Linked DNA regions of Homo sapiens: region 1 is linked to region 2. Evidence: read pairs that join two places in POLR2A ChIA-PET (ENCODE). Cell type or tissue: Panc1. All regions are shown on one strand.

What was found. ChIA-PET counts read pairs that join two places held together with the same protein. Peaks named below come from ENCODE experiments on the same cell type or tissue, not always from the same donor. Only the 100,000 strongest peaks of a DNase experiment are listed, where the experiment ranks them.
Region 1: POLR2A ChIA-PET joins it to region 2 with 5 read pairs; 2 of 35 experiments call an interaction of 5 or more read pairs at or near these places.

Annotation. Positions count from the first base shown.
Region 1 is chr2:29,033,677-29,036,176 of GRCh38, forward strand. It overlaps TOGARAM2 (TOG array regulator of axonemal microtubules 2), which reads left to right. Exons shown (of 20, transcript NM_199280.4): 17 at 1,788-1,980. Among named protein-coding and RNA genes, the nearest start is that of PCARE, 40 kb to the right of the region's middle. In Panc1, no CTCF peak of the experiment used is centred here; no DNase peak of the experiment used is centred here; H3K27ac peaks cover 800 bases.
Region 2 is chr2:29,547,463-29,549,962 of GRCh38, forward strand. The region is part of intron 3 of ALK (ALK receptor tyrosine kinase); the gene reads right to left. Among named protein-coding and RNA genes, the nearest start is that of ALK, 370 kb to the right of the region's middle. In Panc1, no CTCF peak of the experiment used is centred here; no DNase peak of the experiment used is centred here.

The DNA of each region.
Region 1 (2,500 bases), 510 kb before region 2:
TGAGACCTAGTTGGGGCTGCAATACTAATAGATGAATTTGCAGGATGTGTTCCCCCCAACCCAAATCCCAGGGAGACCAAATCCTGGGCTTGGGAGCATCTGCCAGTAGAAGTTGGTTCCTGCAGTCCCAGCTGAGTGGGCGGGGTTCCACTAGCATCGGTGGTTGGACTCTCTGTGTGAGCTCAGTGTTTCCTCGTTCGCTTAGACCAGCAGATCCTTTAACCACCAGAGTGGCCAGCCTGGGACTAGTTCAGAGGCCCAGCCTGAACTAAGGCAGATGAGAAGACATGGACTGAGGGGCTGGGAGGAGGGGGTGTGGGGTTGCTGGGAGCAGTTAGAAACCAAGCAGGAGTCTGATGGTCACGCCTGTGCTTAAAACTGAAGCCCTTCTGTAATGTCCTGGGCTGATCCCATCTGAACTCCTTAGCAGGGCACTAGGGAAGCCCCATGCCCACTTCTTCAAAGGTAACTTCCTGCCTACTCTCCCACTCTTCCTGTCTCGGCCTGACCAGAGCAGCACCTGGGATAAGCAAAACATGAGAGCAGCTGGTATTCATGCCCCTCCACATCCTCTCTCCCTGCTGTGCCTTTGCTTATCCTAGACACCATCTGCACCTAGAACATGTCTATTGGTTCTGCAAGATTCAGCTCACCTGTCACTTTCTCCAGGAAGCTCTACCACTCTGTGTCCTCATGTCCTCAGGGTGACAGGCTGGCCTGTTCTTCATACCTCTGTCAGCCCCGTTGATGTATCTATCTTCCCTTGGTCTGTGAGCTCCTAACGGCAAAGGCTGTGCTCTCATCTCACGGTTCTCAGTGCCCAGCACAGCTCTTGGCTCTCAGTAGACAATGAGTGTGGAATGCAGGAGTGAATCACAGAATGAGGGACAGTGGGCTCTGCTGGATGGGACCTGGGTGTAGGGCATGAGCCAGTGACCCAGGCTTGGAGCTGAAGGTGGGAGACAGTAGTTCTGCACAGAGCTGTTCTTATGCTGGCTGGAAGGGGCTAGGGGGCTGTGATGGGCATGTGATCCCAGTGTAAGAAAATGGGGCTTTTTACAATGTCCCCAGTTGCTGGGGGAGTGTGAGCAGAGCCTAGCCAGCCAGGGATCAGGATATAGGAGCTGGGCAGAAGGTTGGCTGTGATGACCTCCAAGGTCTTTCCCCACTCTTACATTAAATGTGCACCAGTTGGCCAGGTGCAGTGGCTCACACTTATAATTCCAGCACTTTGGGAGGCCAAGGTGGGTGGATCATGAGGTCAGGAGTTTGAGACCGGCCTGGCCAACATACTGAAACCCTGTCTCTACTAAACATACAAAAATTAGCCGGGCATGGTGACACATGCCTGTAATACAAGCTACTTGGGAGGCCGAGGCAGGAGAATCGTTTGAACCCAGGAGGTGGAGGTTGCAGTGAGCTGAGATTGGGCCATTAAACTCTAGCCTGGGCAGCAAGAGCGAGACTCTGCCTCAAAAAAAAAAAAAAAAAAAAATGTGTACCAGTCATTCTTTTGTGGATAGCCACTTCCTCACTCTGACTTCCCCCATTGCTTACATATCTTCTGAAAAGAGAAAAAGGTAGGAAGAGAGAGCCCTGGCCCCTGACAAGGGGATGGAGCCCTGGGCAACAAGCTGTAGGTGGAGGGGAAGCTGGGGGTGGACTAACCTGCAGGTGACACTCTTGTCTCTGCCCCACCTGCCTGTAGGAGGTGGCATGGGACCAGAAGTGGGTTCATTCCCCCGGGCTCTTCCCTGGGGGGTTCAGACGCCACGCTCCTTACCTAGGCTCAGCTGCAATGGCCCAAGGCTGGTGGGGCTGCGCTCCACACTGCAGGGCCGCGGGGAGATGGTGGAGCAGCTACGGGAGCTGACACGGCTGCTGGAGGCCAAGGACTTCCGGTCCCGGATGGAAGGCGTGGGGCAGCTCCTGGAGCTCTGCAAGGCCAAGACGGAGCTTGTCACTGCCCACCTGGTCCAGGTGAGCACCGCTTGCTTTTACTCTCCCACCTGTCTCTCCTCTGGGGGGTGCAACTTGAAGTTTGAAAACTCTGAATGGCGTTGGACATGTGTCAGACCCCTTGCTATGCAGTTGGCCTTTGTAACATGGAGACTACCTGGAAGTGGCTGAGTGGGCAAGGGCACCGCCTCCTGCCGGCAGCTTGGAAATGCTCAGAGATGTCTCTTGTCCTTCTAGCAGATTTACAGTGAGGAGGGTAGGAGGTAGAGGTGGAGGATACTGTGGTGAGGCCTTGGGTTGCTTCTGGGGAGCTAGGTGCATCATGTTTGGGGGCAGAGCATGTGGCTGGACAGGTGACTTGGCTGTGATGGCTGGACAGGTGTGTTAGGAGTAGGTACAAGCCCTTCATAGGCTGAACACTCAGGTGGGTGCCTGCTTCTTGGTGGACTGAGGCTGCTGACAGTCAGTTACACAGCTGAGCAAAGACACAGCTCAGAGTCAGCAGACCTGGGTTTCCATCCAAGCTTCTTACTAGCTGTGT
Region 2 (2,500 bases):
GGCGTGCGCCTGTAGTCCTAGGTACTCAGGAGGCTGAGGCAGGAGAATCGCTTGAACCAGGGAGGCGGAGGTTGCAGTGAGCAGAGATCGTGCCACTGCACTCTAGCCTGGGCAACAGAGTGAGACTCTGTCTCAAACAAAAACAAAAACAAATTCCATAATATGATCTATAAGAAAGGCCAGAGGGGAACTGAACTGCGGTGGATTTCATAGGCTGGCTCACTCAGGTCCCCAACCAACTTCCTTCTCTCTTGCCTCCTTCTTTTATTGAGACTGGAAGTTTAAAAAAAAGACTTGATTTAACCAGGCTTCCTTGCAGATAGGAACAGCCATGTGACACAGTTCTGGTGGTGAAATGTGAGCAGAATTATGCTCGTATGGTTGCCAGGTTCAGCAAATAAACATATAGAACACCCAGTTCAATGTGCATTTCACATTAATAACGAACAATTTTATTAGTGAAAATATATCTTAAATATCGCATGAGACATGCTTATGCTAAAAAACAATTTTGTTGTTCATCTGAAACTCACATTTAACTGGACATCCTGTGTTTTATCTGGCAGCCCTCTGGTGCGGGGAACTGTGGGGAAAGTTTCCCCTTTCTGCTTCTTTCTTCTTTTTCTTGCCTAGAATATGAACATAATGCCTGGAGGTGTGGCAGCTGTCTTGTAACCAGGGATTGACAACATGGGATGTGGACTAGTAAAGTAATAAGAGTTAAGTCACAGCCGAGCGCGGTGGCTCACGCCTGTAATCCCAGCACTTTGGGAGGCCAAGGCAGACGGATCACGAGGTCAGGAGACTGGGACCGTCCTGGCTAACACGGTGAAACCCTGTCTCTACTAAAAATACAAAAACTTAGCCGGGCGTGGTGGCGTGCACCTGTAATCCCAGCTACTCCGGAGGTTGAGGCAGGAGAATCGCTTGAACCCGGAAGGTGGAAGTTGCAGTGAGCCAAGATCATGCCACTGCACTCCAGCATGGGCGACAGAGCAAGACTCGGTCTCAAAAAAAAAAAAAAGAGTTAAGTCACTAATGGTGTCATTGGATATCTATGCCAGTGCTGAACTGCCTGTCTCCGCTCTTCTTGTGGGAAACACACAGCAAAACACCCAAGATCCTTATCTGGCTAAGTCATCGCAGCGAAGGCTTCTGTTGTTTTGGAGCTGAACTTCTATAAGCACAGGGATCCCGCCTGTCTTGGGCCGGGGCTCACTAGTACCTGGTGCAATGCCAAGTACAGTGTTTCTTCAATAAACATTTGCTGAATGAATAAATTAATAATATTTAACAAAAAAGTGGGCAACTCACTTATTTTCTTATATCTTATCTAAAGCAGTGTCATATTTCTTATTTACCTTGGGGGGGATGTTTTTCCTTTTTGAACATTATGACGAGTGGCTACAGAGGGTTACTCTTTGCAACATAAAACAAATCAATTTTTAAAATGCCTTGAAGTTTGGACTCTTAAGATCAGTGTTTCTCAACTTGTGGTTTGTAACCCATTAATGGGCCATGAAATCAATTTAGTGGGTCATGACCAGCACTAAACAGAGAGGAGGAGAAGGAGGAGGAGGAGAAGACCAGCAGGAGGAAGAAGCAGAATTAATTTATAAAATATCCTCATTGTAACTCTCTTTTGGGAAATAACAGTGGCTGCTGATCTACAGGTACACACACACACACACACACACACGCACACACACACGGACACACACATGCACAGGTGTATGTGTCTTTCATTGTGATGTGAAATATATTTCTTACTGTGAATCACAGTTTTAAAAAGATTGAAAGCCAGGTTCAAGATGAGTAGTGTTCAAATTTCAAATGTCCATATGTGGAAATCACATTGGCCTGATTCTTGTTCCTGAGCCACCTCTCATTAGTTGGGTGACCTTGGAGGAGAAGTAATTTATTTGGACAGCGTTTTATGATTTGTAAAACTCTCTCATGCAATCTTAGAACAACCCAGTGAAATAGATGCTATCCCCAGTTGTAGTTGTGTGTCTAATAATGGCAGCCAATAGCCACATGTGGTTTTTGAGTATTTGAAATGTGGCTGACGTGACTGAAGAACTGAATTTATTTTATTTAATTTTAATTAATTTAAGTTTAAGTACTGAAACTTAATTCAGTTATTGGAAAAATATGTTTGGAACAACTTGGGTATGTGAATATGATTTTCCAAGAATAAATTTTATAAAATACATCTCAAGTATTTCAGATGAAAATTTAGTCTCTAAACTGAAATGGCTATCAGTATAAAATGCATACTGGATTTCAAAGATTTAGTACAGAAGACATACAATGTTTTATTAATAATTTTTATATTGAGTACAAGTCAAAATGAAAATATTGGATCTCTTGGGTTAAATGTTTATTAAAATGAAGTTCTTTTTACTTCTTATGATGTGGTTTCTAGAAAATCCAAAAGGACATTTTTGGCTCATATTGTATTTCTATTAGCACTACTTTAAGGATTAAGTATCTTGCC